Regions from separate parts of the Homo sapiens genome. Here region 1 is linked to region 2. A link is a contact called in ENCODE Hi-C data. All regions are on one chromosome and are shown on one strand. Each heading gives the region's core, a stretch centred on a gene start or an enhancer-like site at or near the end of the contact. The rest is flanking DNA. Distances are from core to core; before and after follow the strand shown. Region 1 holds the start of FBXL13 (F-box and leucine rich repeat protein 13). Region 2 holds the start of BRI3 (brain protein I3).

Region 1 (6,367 bases), core at 2,065-4,564, 4.8 Mb after region 2:
CAAGTGATCCTCTCCTCTCAGCCTCATGAGTAGCAGGGACTACAGGTGTGAGCCACTAAGACAAGTTAGCTTTTTTTTTTTTTTTTTTTTAATTTTTGTACACACAGGGTCTCACTATGTTACCGAGGCTGGTCTTGAACTCCTGGCAAGCAATCCACCTGCCTTGGGCTCTCACAGTGCTGGGATTACAGGCATGAACCACCAAGCCAGGCCTGATTTTTAAAAAAATCAGTCTCTATTCAAGAGATTTGCAGGAAAATGATATTGTAGGTAGAAAATCAGGTTTTATTTAGGACAGGTAGATGAAATTCAGAAGAGGTTAAATATACAGGGAAAACTTTAATGAAAGGTTATTTATGTATTCCAAGGCTTGCAGAAGATGGGTTTTAGAAAAGTATAAAACCTGCCAGACATGGTGGGTCATGCTGTGGTGGGTCATGCCTGTAATCTCAGCACTTTGGGAGGCTGAGGCGGGTGGATCACCTGAGGTTAGGAGTTCGAGACCGGCCTGACCAACATGGTGAAACCCTGTCTCGACTAAAAATACAAAAATTAGCTGAGCATGGTGGCAGGTGCCTGTAGTCCCAGCTATTTGGGAGGCTGAGGCAGGAGAATCGCTTGAACCCAGGAGGCGGATGTTGCAGTGAGCTGAGATGGCACCACTGCACTCTAGACTGGGCGACAGAGCTAGACTCTGTCTCAAAAAAAAAAAAAGTATAAAACCCATCTGGGAAATTGAGTCAGATAAATAAATGTACAGACAGGATATGAGGCAGAATGGAATTCATCTTGATATTCTCTTAGAAGAAATGGGTAATGAGTTTAAGGTGGGTGTGTGGGGCCCAGAGGATTGCTCCTTTGCACTTCCTGCTAGTGTGCTAGCAGAGGTGAGTGAAGGACTCCTCAGGAGAACATGATCTTAGACAATGGAGAATGCATATAAGGGCCTCCTCTATGGGTGCAGAACAATGCAGTAAGCTGGTAAGGAAGGAATGCTTTCACCCAGAGGGGGAACTGGGGACTGCCTCATTGCAGCTTTGTGATGTTATAGTAACTGGCGGCCTAGATGAGAAGAGGCCATCCCTTCCTTGATGTACCCTGACTCTCAACTCAAGTCCATTTCTGCCACCTGCTCCACCGCCATATCACAGACTGAGCCATCACTCAGAATGGCTGCACCCTGAATTGTAAATATAAACGTTCCACTTTCTGACCCCCACCTCCTGTGTTTCCAGCTCCCTCACTTAATTACTCCCTCTACTTCTCTTCACTCACCTCTTAGAGGAGTCTTCACTTTCTGTCCATGTATCAGTATGATATCCTTTTCTCATTTCCCACTGAGTCCTTAGAGTCCTTGGCCCATCACTTCAGATACTCAGGAGCTTAGCTCCCTAACCTACTGCCTTTCCATTCTATTAATATATGCCTGGCAAATTCCTATCCCAGACGAAGTCAACTTGGTTATCTCTGTACCTACATCTGATTTACTGACTGCTACTTGAGAAAATCACACAACCGGGAAGATGGGTACCATTCTCCCTACATATTTTCAAGCACAATTGTATAGAGGTACAACACAAAACTCACTGTAATAAATTAAAACAATACAGCTATGGACAGAGTAAAAAGTTAGAATTCTCCATCTTTTCCCCCAAAACCATTCCACAAGACATCTGTTATTAACAGTTTGGCATAGGTTCTATGCATGCACTATTGTCTTAAAGCTAGATATATACACATATATGTACATAAACACATATACAACATATATGAAATCAAATGGACAGCTAGAGCAGAATGGACAGTTGCTAAGCAACTTGCACTTTTTCTTTTTTACTTAATAATATGTGTTGGGAGCCAGCCATGTGGTGTATGCCTGTAGTCCTAGCTACTTGGGAGGATGAGGTGGGAGGATCAATTGAGCCCAGGAGTTTGAGGCTGCAGTGAGCTAGGATGGAGCCACTACACCCTAGCCTGGGTGGCAGACCAACACCCCGTGTCTCAATAATAATGATGATAATAATAATATGTCTTGGAGGACATTTCTTCTTAGTAGGTACAGATATACTTTATTCTACATAATGCCTCATTCGCTTAGTCACTCTAGGTCATTTACTATTTTTACTATGAAACAAAGTTATAATGAATATCCTTGTACATCCTCCTGAACACATGTGCAAGTATTTCTCTAAAGTAGATCCCTAGAAGTAGAAATGCTTGGTTAAAGGGTACATGTATTTAACATCTTAATAAATATTTCTCAATTACCATCCAAAAAAGAGACGGGTGGGGGGTCTCTACCAAATTGCCCTCCCAACCGCCTAGGAGCGTTACTACCCTCAGGTAGGACCTCCTCTTTCTTTCCCTAGACATCTCTCTCCCTCATTCTCCACATAACGTATCTTTGCTCGAACCTCCTACTGCACCAACATCCCCATCCCCACTCAAACACGCACATTCTTGGTAAATATCTCACCAACTATTTGTAGAGAAAAAAAGAGGTCAACAAAGGCAAATGTTCTCAGCTTCCTACCCCCAAACCTACAAAACCTAATGTCTATCCCCTTCCTGTCTTCCTTCCCTACTCTTATAACGGCAGTAGGAGGGCAGTCCTTCCTGTTGTCTAAAGGCAATCCTGGTTGAGAGGGTCCTTACCTTCACAAAGGGCTGACTACACTGACCAAAGGTCTCAGCTTCCACTCTTCCCTCCGCTAACCTCCATCTATTTTCTGCCCTCACGGCTCCATGGAAACCTCAGGCTCACCTTGGGCAGAATCCAGCTCCTTATCTTAGGTGACTAGTGCCTACTCCCTACTTCTGACAACATTCTTCATAATGCCAGTCTGCTGATTTTCCTCCTCAGGCTCTCTGGCACTTCTTTCTCACTCCTCCACTCCTCAGGTACTTCTTGTCCAAACCTTAAAATCTGAGTTTGGGGTTTCCGATCTGGGCCTTGTGCTCATTCCCCCTGGGAGATGTCACCCATTCCCCACGTGCAGCCACCATCACCCTCTGTTTTCTCTCTAATCAGCGTCTTCAGCCCTGATCGCCTACAAGTCCGAATTTGACTTCACTTTCTCGCATTCTGCCCCGCCTTCCCTCCACTCCTCCCCAATCCCGAAACCTAGTCCCTCCTCCGGGAAGTCTTTCCTGACTCCTCCCCCTTCTAACTCCCCACCGACGGTCTGTGTCCGCTGCCACGCGTGTCCAGTACCTCGCAGACCTGAGGAATGTAGTTCTCCTTGAAGTAGTTCTTCAGCCTCGGGTTGGCATTGCGTAGCGAGGCCATGGCCCAAGGCCTGACGGAGAAGCTGCGATAGTACCCTCCCCGCGCTGGGACTAGGGGCCGGGCGCGTGCGGGCGTTGTCCCGGCAACCAGGGGGCGGGGCTGGGCGTGGCACCGCCCCGCGCTCCGCTGCCAGGGGCGGGAGGGAGGAATGGTTGCTTCACGCCCCGGGGGAAGAGACGGGAAGCTCGGCTCTGGGTTGCGGGCCCCGGCGTCTCCGCGTGGGGCGCACCGTCCGACCCCCCCCTCCCGGTGTGCAGCGCCCCGCACCGCCCCGCCTCGCCTGGGAGAAGCCGCCGGGACGCGCCGGGCTGGAGTGGGCGGTTATAGGCTTTGAGCTAGGCCGTTTCCGGGAGGCGGAGCTCAGACCCCATTTCCTTTCTCCACATCCAGGTCAGGTGGCGTTTGCTGTGGCGGCTAGGCCCGCGTGCGCTGGAGACCTCCGCGCTGGCCCCCGCGAGCCTCCTGCCCTGGCCCGGCGCTGCGGCTCTGCCGCGGCGGCAGCATGGGTGGCCCCCGGGGCGCGGGCTGGGTGGCGGCGGGCCTGCTGCTCGGCGCGGGCGCCTGCTACTGCATTTACAGGCTGACCCGGGGTCGGCGGCGGGGCGACCGCGAGCTCGGGATACGCTCTTCGAAGTCCGCAGGTGGGACCCCGGGGTTTCCGGCAGGTGGGCGGGGACTGGGCAGGGGGGCTCCCCAGGCCGGGGTGGTGGCTTGCGTGTGCTCGGGGTAAAATGAGGAGCCGAGCTAGAGGGAGAGGCAGTACTTGTGTGAGTGCAGGGTGCTGCGCCGCCCCCGCCGCCCCTTTGCTGACTATACTGGTATGAAAACTTGCCCTGGCTTTCCTGCCTGAGCTCCGCGTCACAGCGGAGGATTAGATTTCTTAAAAACCTGTTGATGGCCTCTCATTTTAAAGCTTGCTCCGGGCCTTTGTGTAACTAAAGGGATTCTCCCGATTGTGGAAGGGCTGTTGAGGGGCCCAGAGCCATAGGTCAATCTCTGCTTGCAGGTGCCCTGGAAGAAGGGACGTCAGAGGGTCAGTTGTGCGGGCGCTCGGCCCGGCCTCAGACGGGAGGTACCTGGGAGTCACAGTGGTCCAAGACCTCGCAGCCTGGTGTGTGTTTTGGAAATGGGAACAGTTGTCTGCGCGAGACACACCCTCCCAGCGGACAAATGCATGATTCGGTTTCTGTCCAAAAGTTGATCGGTACATTAAAACCCTCCAAAGGCATGTTTCACATCATGGAAGCTGTTAGGGAAATAATTTAAAATATCATATCTGCCATCCAAGAAACTCCTGTCCACAATTGTAGAAGAGAGCTAAACAGCTTCATTGTTGAATAAGCACAAACTAAATTGCCTCACACATCACGGGCAATTTGCTAATGGGATAGCAGGAAGAATTCTAATTCCTTTAAATGTAGCTGGACAGATAGAACCGATTTCATATTACATACGTGTTCTCAAGATAAAAAATAATTTGTCCTTAGGTAAGAGGACTTGACAGTACCATTTGCTACATGTAGTTTATCCTGAATTTACTGGTAATTGGGGTGGTTGTTATCTAATTGCCTTTATCCAGAGGAAAAATAAAAATATCTTTATGATGTGGAACCAGGTGCCCAGGCTAAAAACTCACAGAGTTGGGGAGATTGGGGATCTATCTTCCTGGAAGAGTAGGTTTCAAAGAGTACGCTTTCGAACAGTAGGCTCCAAAGCTTTTAAGAAAGTCTTTCTTGGGCTGTAAAACTGGCCAAATGCTTATTTCACTTTTAAAAAGATTTACAGGCTGGGTGTGGTGGCTCACACCTGTAATCCCAGCACTCTGGGAGGCCAAGGCAGGCGGATCATGTGGTCAGGAGTTCAAGACCAGCTTGACCAACATGGGGAAGCCCCATCTCTACTAAAAATACAAAAATTAGCCGGGCTTGGCGGTGGGTGCCTGTAATCCCAGCTACTCAGGAGGCTGAGGCAGGAGAATCACTTGAACCCAGGAGGCAGAGGTTGCAGTGTGCCAAGATTGCACCATTGCACTCCAGCTTGTGCGACAGAGCAAGATTCTGTCTCAAAAAACAAAAAACAAACAAAAAGATTTACATTTGTATCAAAGAAGCAGAAAAAGGAGTTTTGTTTTGTTTTCAGACAGGGACTCCCTCTGTCACCCAGGCTCGGTGCAGTGGCGCAATCACAGCTGCAGCGGCGCAATCACAGCTGCAGCCTCCACTTCCCTGGGCTCCTCCCACCTCACCCCACTAAGTAACTAGGACTACAGGTGCACACCGACACCTGGCTAATTTTTCCAATTTTTTAGGAGATGAGTTTTCACCATGTTGCCCAGGCTGATTTGAACTTGGCTTAAGCAGTGCTCCTGCCTCAGCATCCCGAAGTGCTGGAATTACAGGATTGAGCCTCCTCACCTGGCCAATAAAGGATTTTTAATTACAAGTTTGCACGAGGGAATGCTTTAAGAAAAAGGGAGTGGAAGGGGAAGGTCTCTCTCACTTTTGCCACTAGGTATAATTCAGCTTTTTTTTTTTAAAGATTTGTATGTACCCTTACTGTATTAGTCCATTTTCTGTTGCTTATAATAGAATATCTGAAACTGGGTAATTTATTAGGAAAGAAATTTATTTCTTAGAGTTATGGAAGCTGAGAAGTCCAAGATTGAGGGGCCGTAGCTGGTAAGGGCTTTCTTGTTGTGGCATAGGGCATCCCAAGGCCAGAGGGGCAAGTGTGTTAACATGCTGACTCAGGTCTCTTGTTCTTATAAAGCCACCAGTCCTGCTCATTAATCCATGAATGGATTAATTCATTCATGAGGACAGACCCCTCATGATCCAGTCACCTCTTAAAGGCCTTACCTCTCAATACTGCCACATTGGGAATTAAGTTTCGACATGAGTTTCGCAGGAGACATTCAAATCATAGCATTTACAAAGCCTAATTTGTTGTCTTTGCCCATGTCAGAGATATTTTTGTATAAGTACATTGGGAAGGTGTCCTGGACTCAGATATCTTCTCAGTTATACTGACTCAATCTGATGAATGTGGACAGTCTTTTAAACTTAACAGTTCCCATAA
Region 2 (7,132 bases), core at 3,311-5,810:
GTCTGCATAATACAAAAGTGGATAAAAGGCCGGGCGCAATGGCTCACTCCAGTAATCCCAGCACTCTGGGAGGCCAAGGTAGGAGGATCGCTTGAGGCTAGGAATTCAAGACCAGCCTGGGCAACAGAGGGAGACCCCATCTCAAAAAAAATTAAAAAAATTAGCCAGGTGTGGTGATGGCACACCTGTAGCCCCAGCTACTTGGGGAGGCTGAGGTGGGAGGTCACTGAGCCCGGGAGGTTGAGGCTGCAGTGAGCTATGAATGCACCACTGCACTCCAGCCAGGCAAGCAGAGCAAGACCCTGTCTCTAAAAAAAAACAAGAAAGAAATCCAAAAGTGGACTGTATCCACTTTTGTATTTGTATTCTGTATTCTGTATTTTGTATTTTGTATTCTGCTCTGTAGCAGAATTTCGGAAATCCGAAACATATGCATATTTATGTATTCCAAGTCTTCTTCAATAGGAATGCATTTCTCTTAAAACCAACAAGAGGCCGGGCATGGTGGCTCACACCTATAATCCCAGCACTTTGGGAGGCCGAGGCAGGCGGATCACCTGTGGTTGGGGGCTCGAGACCAGCTTAACCAACATGGAGAAACCCCATCTCTACTAAAGATATGAAAAAATTAGCTGGGTGTGGTGGCACATGCCTGTAATCCCAGCTACTCGGGAGGCTGAGGCAGGAGAATCGCTTGAACCCAGGAGGTGAGCCTGGTGAGCCGAGATCGTGCAACTGCACTCCAGCCGGGGCAATGACAGCAAAACTCCATCTCAAAAAACAAACAAACAAAAAAACAAACCAAAACCAAACCAAACAAAAAATCCAGCAAGAGGCGGCATACTTCTCTTGTATACTTGGCATGGAGGCAGTGTGGGGTGATCCTAGGATTAAGTGTGGTACATCTGTTGTTTGAAGACCCACCTCTACTGGTTGGGAGGCTTTGGAAACGTATGGAGGCCCTCTGTGCTTCAGTTTCCTTTTTTTTTTTTTGAGGCAGGGTCTCGCTCTGTCGCCAGGCTGGAGTGCAATGGCACAATCTTGGCTCACTGCAACCTGTCTCCTGGGTTTAAGTGATTCTCGTGCCTCAGCCTCCCGAGTAGCTGGGACTACAGGCACGTGCCACCACATTCGGTTAATTTTTAAATTTTCTGTAGAGATGGGCGGGGGGCTGGGGGGGGTCTCGCTATGATGCTCATGCTGGTCTCGAACTCCTGGCCTGTAGTGATCCTCCCACCTTGGCCTCCAAAAGTGCTGGGATGACAGGTGTGAGCTACTGTGCCCCTCCCTTCAAAGACATTTTTCTAATACTGAAATCCGATGCTCACACTCCCCTGTTCAAACTCTACGCAGTTCCCCAATAGGCTCTTACAGGATGCTATCCCAACTCCAATGCCCGGCACCGCCTCCCCTGGCCAGCCCCACCTCTGCCTTCTAGAGACTCTTCCAGGGCTCTGGCCACACCAAGTGACAAGTCCTGGCATATAATGGGCCACTGTATACTCTTTGGGATTGCAGTTCACTCTGCCTGGAATGCTCTGCCACTGGTCCCTGGGGCTGACTCGCCACTGGCCTTCCAAGCCAGGCTGTGGCCCTGGAACTCTCCAGGCACCCAGGCTCATCACCACCCTGTGTGTGGCAACTCCAACCCTCTTGCCATACAAAGCTCCCTCCACCACAGTTACTATCTGGCTCCCTGTCTGCTACTTGTGTCCCTGTCATCGTCCTCTTTGGCCCCCCAGGGCTTGCACACAGAGCCCGGGATAGCAGTTCCATCTTCCGCACACTGCACGTTTGGAGGGGCAGGAACTGCTTTGTGTCTGAGGGCAGCACTGGTCAAAGCCATGCCGGGACATCCCAAAGTCACACCCCAGCATTCACAGACTTGGAGTTCCAAACCCAGGGGCATTGCTGGGGCAAAAACAATTGTTGGAAGAGAAGGGGACCAGGAGCTGTGGATTTTGTAGGGTTTATCAGGAAATGCAGGCAAGCAGTGAAGGGACAATTAGCCATGAAATGGAAGGGAAATGTGCCAGCTTTTGTTGATCTGATAGGAAAGGAGATCACCGGGCCTGCAGCTGCTACTCCTCAGCAGTTTGCAAGGCTGGGAGGAGAATCCAGGTGGCCCCTGTTGACCAAGTGTTAGGAGGGTTGACGTGAGCCACATCTCTTCATGGTTGATGAGGCACGAGGCTGCACCCCAGTATTCTCTGGCCAGGGGCTGTCACCCTGTGGTGCCCGGACAGCTGCCCCCAGGAACAATGGCCTCCTCACTGCCTACCAGAGCCTCTACTGGCTCCAAAGCCCTTGGCCACTCCTGGCCAGTCTCCACTCTTTTTTTTTTTTTTTTTTTTGAGATGGAATCTCACTCTGTCATCCAGGCTGGAGTGCAATGGCACGATCTTGGCTCACTGTAACCTCCGCCTCCCAGGTTCATGTGATCCTCGTGCCTCAGCCTCCAGAGTAGCTGGGATTACAGGTACCCCCCACCATGGCCAGCCAATTTTTGTATTTTTAGTAGAGACGGGGTTTCACCATGTTGGCCAGCTGGTCTCGAACTCCTGACCTCAAGTGATCCACCCACCTCACCCTCCCAAAGTGCTGGGATTACAGGCATGAGCCACCACGCCCGGCCCAGTCTTCACTCTTGATCTGGCTGTTCATCAGTGCCAGGGGCCACCCCTCAGTTCCCTAGTGTACCTGGACCACCCCTCAGTTCCTTTTTCGAGGACTGTGGGTACGATGACTAGGACAGCAGGTACAAGATCGATGGGAATGGGCTTCGAAGAGCTGGTCTTGTGATAAAGAAATATGATGGTCAGGTGGGCTTGGTGGCTCATGCCTATAATCCCAGCACCTTGTGAGGCTGAGTGAGGAGGATCACTTGAGCCCAGGAGTTTGAGACCAGCCTGGGAAACATAGCAACACCCCATCTCTACAAAATATAAAAAAAAATTAGCTGGGCACTGTGGCGTGCACCTGTAGTCCCCAGCTACTTAGGAAGCTGAGATGGGAGGATCACTTGAGCCCCGGAGGTCGACGTTGCAGTGAGCCAGGGTTGCATCACTGCACTCCAGCCTGGGCCACAGAGTGAGACTCTGTTAAAAAAAAAAAAAAAAAAGATATATATATATATATATATATATATATGTATGTGTGTGTATATATACATGTGAATGATGATCCCTTATTAAAAAATAAAAATAAGGCCGGGTGCAGGGGCTGACATCTGTAATTCCAGCACTTTGGGAGGCTGATGCAAAAGGATTGGTTGAGGCCAGCAGTTTGAGACTGGCCTGGGCACATAGCAAGATCCCATACAAAAATTTTTAAAAATTAGCTGGGCATGGTGGCGTGTGCCTGTGGTCCCCAGCTACTGAGGAGGCTGAGGTGGGAGGATGGCTTGGGCCCAGGAGGTCGAGACTGCATTGAGCAATGACTGTGTCACTCTACTGCAGCCTGGGTGACAGAGCAAGAGAGCCCCCCCAGCACCCCCTACAAATTTTTTTTTTAAAAATTAAAAAGGCGCGGTTCGAGAAGAGCTGTAGTCGTCCCAGAGCTACAGTGCAGGTGATATCAAAATGCAGGTGAGAAAACTGGAGACAGAATACAGTAACGGATACAGGTGCCCCTGAAAAGGTGCAGAGGCGCTAAGGACGCAAGCAATCCTGAACGTTCCAATCGTTCGTTTTAAAGTTGTCCTGGCCAACCCGTGAAGCCTTGTATGAGGAAATGTTTCAACGAGGGCGCCTGACGCAGTCCCCGAGGCCAGAAAACACCCAGGTTTAGATACGGGCTCTGACCCGCACCTGCCACAGCCAAATCCCTCCCCCTTCTGAGCCCGATCCCGTGTTGTCCTCCAGGGGTAAGCAAAACACCTGGCAGGGCTGCCTGAAGATTAGGGAAACTGAGGAGACGCGGCAGGTGCCCAGTATTTATAGTTTTGTCCCCAAACGGGGGAGTTATTTGTAAGCACTGGCTACTACCCCCGTCAATCACCTAATTGTCCAAAAAAAGGCAAACGGAGGGAATGCGCCGCAGCTGAGCACCGCGCAGGCCGCAGCTGAGGTGCACACCCGGGTGTGCCCTTTGTATTGCTGGAAGCGCTGGCGATCATAGGGGCAGAGGGCTGGCGTTGGGGCGGCCTGGGACCCACCCGGCCCCGCCCCCTCTCAGGCCCCGCCCTCCCCCTCCTCCACCGGTAGGGGGACCTCGGCCGGCCTGGGAGATCGGGGCGTAGGGGGAGGTGGGGGTGCATCCGCGAGCCCTAAAGGTCATGACCCTATGGGGCGTCTCTGGGTCGTCGTGGGGGATGGGCGGGGGGGGGGGTCTCCCCGCCACGGGAGGTCTAGAGAGCAGCGGCGGCGGGGCGGGGCGGAGTGCAGAGGCGCCGCCGGCGGGGCGGCTTCGGGAGGGCGCGGCCCCTTTAAGACGCCCCGCCGGCCCCGCCCCCGAGCCCCGCCTCCCGCCGCCCACGTGACCCCGGTCTTGTGACTGGGCCCGGGAGGGCGGGGGAAGCCCGCGGCTCGCGCCCGCCCCGCCCCGCCCCGCGTCTGCCTCAGAGGGGCCCGAGCCACCCGGTCCGCCGCGTCCCCGCCGCCGCCGCCGCGTCCCCCGCCGGGGCCGACCGAGCCGAGCCGGGCCGGAGCGGCGGGCGCGGCCGGGCCGCCATGGACCACAAGCCGCTGCTGCAGGAGCGGCCGCCCGCCTACAACCTGGAGGCCGGCCAGGGCGACTACGCGTGCGGCCCGCACGGCTACGGCGCCATCCCCGCCGCGCCCCCGCCGCCGCCCTACCCCTACCTCGTCACAGGTGGGCCCGTAACCAACTTTCCCCGCCGGCGGCTTCCGAGGTGGCAAGCCCGGTCGGGGGACGTGGGTCCGGAGGCGGGTGGGGCCCGCCCGGGGGTCCTTCCTGGAGCTGGAGGTCCCCGGGCTGGCTTCGGGACCCGGCGCCGCCGAGGGCCAGCCTCCCCCCCGGGGCTCTAGTCCTCGGGCCCGTCGTAACCCGGCGGGGCCGGATCCCTGCCCCAGATGAACTTTGTGTCACGAGGCGCTCGCTGTTGGCAGATTAGCGCCGAATCAGGCCCGCGGTGGCCGTCCCGAGGGTGGAAAAGACCGGGGGCTTTTTTAGCGGGGTGGAGGTTGAGGGGACAGGATGAGTAGTCCCCGTGGCGGTCCGATTTCTCCTCCCTGCACCCTAATGACCTGCTTTCCCGCCCACAGGGATACCCACCCACCATCCCAGGGTCTACAACATCCACAGCCGGACCGTCACCCGCTATCCTGCCAACTCTATCGTGGTCGTAGGAGGCTGTCCTGTCTGCAGGTGAGTGGGTCTGCAGCCTGGGGACTGGCCCTGGAAGCTCTGAGGACCCCCGCCCTAACCCCCAGGACCTCACAGCTCTGCTTGTGGGAGTGGGTCCGGCTTGACTTGGATCTTGACCAGAGCCCTTTATGGGAGGGACAGACAGGCTGCCCGAATGCGGTGTGGGAGAGTGCGGGTCCGCTCACCCTTGGCTCTGAACACATTTTGTGGGGGCAAAAGGGTGGATTCCTTTTCCTAGATCTTGGGGCATTGCACCCCAAGTGATTGGGATGTAGAAATGGTAACAACGGGACTCGTGGTCCTTTCGTCTTTGTTCTGGGACTTGCAAGGAATCAGGTGTCTGCTTTTTCCTTCACTTTCCGCAAGTTTACTCTGCAGTTGATCGTCGAAGGTGGTGGAAGGTTTCATTTTCCCGGAAGGGGCATTTGGAAGTAAGTGCACCAGCAGGACAGACCTCAGTGGGAGAAGCGACGGCCGTAAGAGCTGCTTTATCCAAAGTTGGCTTGAAACGCTCTTCCACGAGCTGGACCAGGATGGAAACCCCGTGTTTCTTTGAGGCAGGAGTTATTTTTTTCATATCCTCGCATTGGACCTGCACACGCTTTTTGGTTTTTATAGGGCCCCGAGGTGCAGCTAGAGGCTTGTTTTGTGGAGGTTTTGAGGATTCACATTTAAATAAGGATTAATTAAATATAAACCCTTGGCAGCTGGGGGTGTTCAGATTGCTTAGAAAGTAGGGGCAGAGTTGGCCGGGACAGGGTTTTCAGCTGTGTCTCGGAGGAGGAAGTTGAAGCCACTGAGATGGAATTAAGAAACCCTGGTTTGGACTTAGACTTGATTTCAAAAGTGTGTGTGTAAGGCCTAGAGTGGAGTCACGGGGAAGTGAGTGATTTCAGAGCCTTAGCAGGCAACTTCCTGGGAAGGAAGGGCAACCTAGAGGTGGGGACAAGAGGCTGGGACCTCGGGGGCAGGTTGTGGCTGCTTGCCTGCACAGGGACCCCGTGACAAACCCTAACTGGGACGTCAGTTTGACACAGTTGGTCACCACCCAGCAGAAACATTAGCCTTTGGAGTGAAGGTGGAGGGAGGGCAGGGTGGGGCGCTGGCTGCCTTCGGGACATAGTTCTCTCCCGGAGCTGCACCGGGTTGGGGGGCTGGCAGAGCTGTGTGAGTGTGAAGGCACATGGAGGGGACTCAGAACATGGAGGAGCAGAGGGTCTGCCTGCGTGTCATTGTCCATGCCCTGCCATCCCGGTGTCCAGCCTGCCGGAGGAGCCGGGTTCCGGTCCTGGTCCTGCCAGGAACAGCGGGGCTTGTTTCCCCACCTGGGACGTGGGGGTGTCTGGTGAGGTGTCTCTGAAGCTCTTAGCTCTTCTCTGCCCAAACCCCTGAACTTGGAGAGGTGAGAGACCAGCGGCAGCGAGGGATGGGCCAGATATCCCAGGGCTGGGGGGCGCCGAGGTGGTGGCGCAGTTGCTGTCGGTATGGGGGCACTGGCCCTGCCACTTCCCCTTCCCTAGGTGGGAACTGTGTCCCTGCGGAGGCCCATGGCTTCCGCTAACCTGGAGGTGCTCTCCAGTTATGCAGAACCTGGAGCGGGGTCAGACTGTGCTCTGCTGGGAAGGATCTTGGGCTCGGCCCTCAGAGGCTGTAGGGGTGTGGGGTCCTTGGTTACTTAATCACTGCTCTCTGCCTCTGGGCAGCTGCACCAGGCAGGGTGGAGGCTGGGTCCTCTCTGGACAAGGTTGGGGGGTCCTTAGTCCTTTAAGTTGGGACCAGAGCACTCTTGGATCCTGCGGCGACC

What was found. Hi-C counts contacts between places; a loop is a spot of excess contacts on that map. Pooled maps may share reads with other maps.
Region 1: a map of CD8-positive, alpha-beta T cell shows a loop between it and region 2 (5-fold over the local background). The contact joins the promoter of FBXL13 here to the promoter of BRI3 in region 2. A Hi-C loop is called at or near these places in 2 of 168 maps with a recorded cell type or tissue (CD8-positive, alpha-beta T cell and naive thymus-derived CD4-positive, alpha-beta T cell) and 6 of 50 pooled maps.

The regions. Positions count from the first base shown.
Region 1 is chr7:103,071,482-103,077,848 of GRCh38, forward strand. It overlaps FBXL13 (F-box and leucine rich repeat protein 13), which reads right to left and starts at 3,315. Exons shown (of 21, transcript NM_001394494.2): 1 at 3,215-3,315. The coding sequence starts at 3,289. It overlaps ARMC10 (armadillo repeat containing 10), which reads left to right and starts at 3,659. Exons shown (of 7, transcript NM_031905.5): 1 at 3,659-3,930; 2 at 4,296-4,400. The coding sequence starts at 3,792. RefSeq lists a silencer at 3,246-4,085 and an enhancer at 4,356-4,405.
Region 2 is chr7:98,277,126-98,284,257 of GRCh38, forward strand. It overlaps BRI3 (brain protein I3), which reads left to right and starts at 4,561. Exons shown (of 3, transcript NM_015379.5): 1 at 4,561-4,812; 2 at 5,226-5,328. The coding sequence starts at 4,671. RefSeq lists an enhancer at 3,392-4,376 and silencers at 4,073-4,582, 4,713-5,052.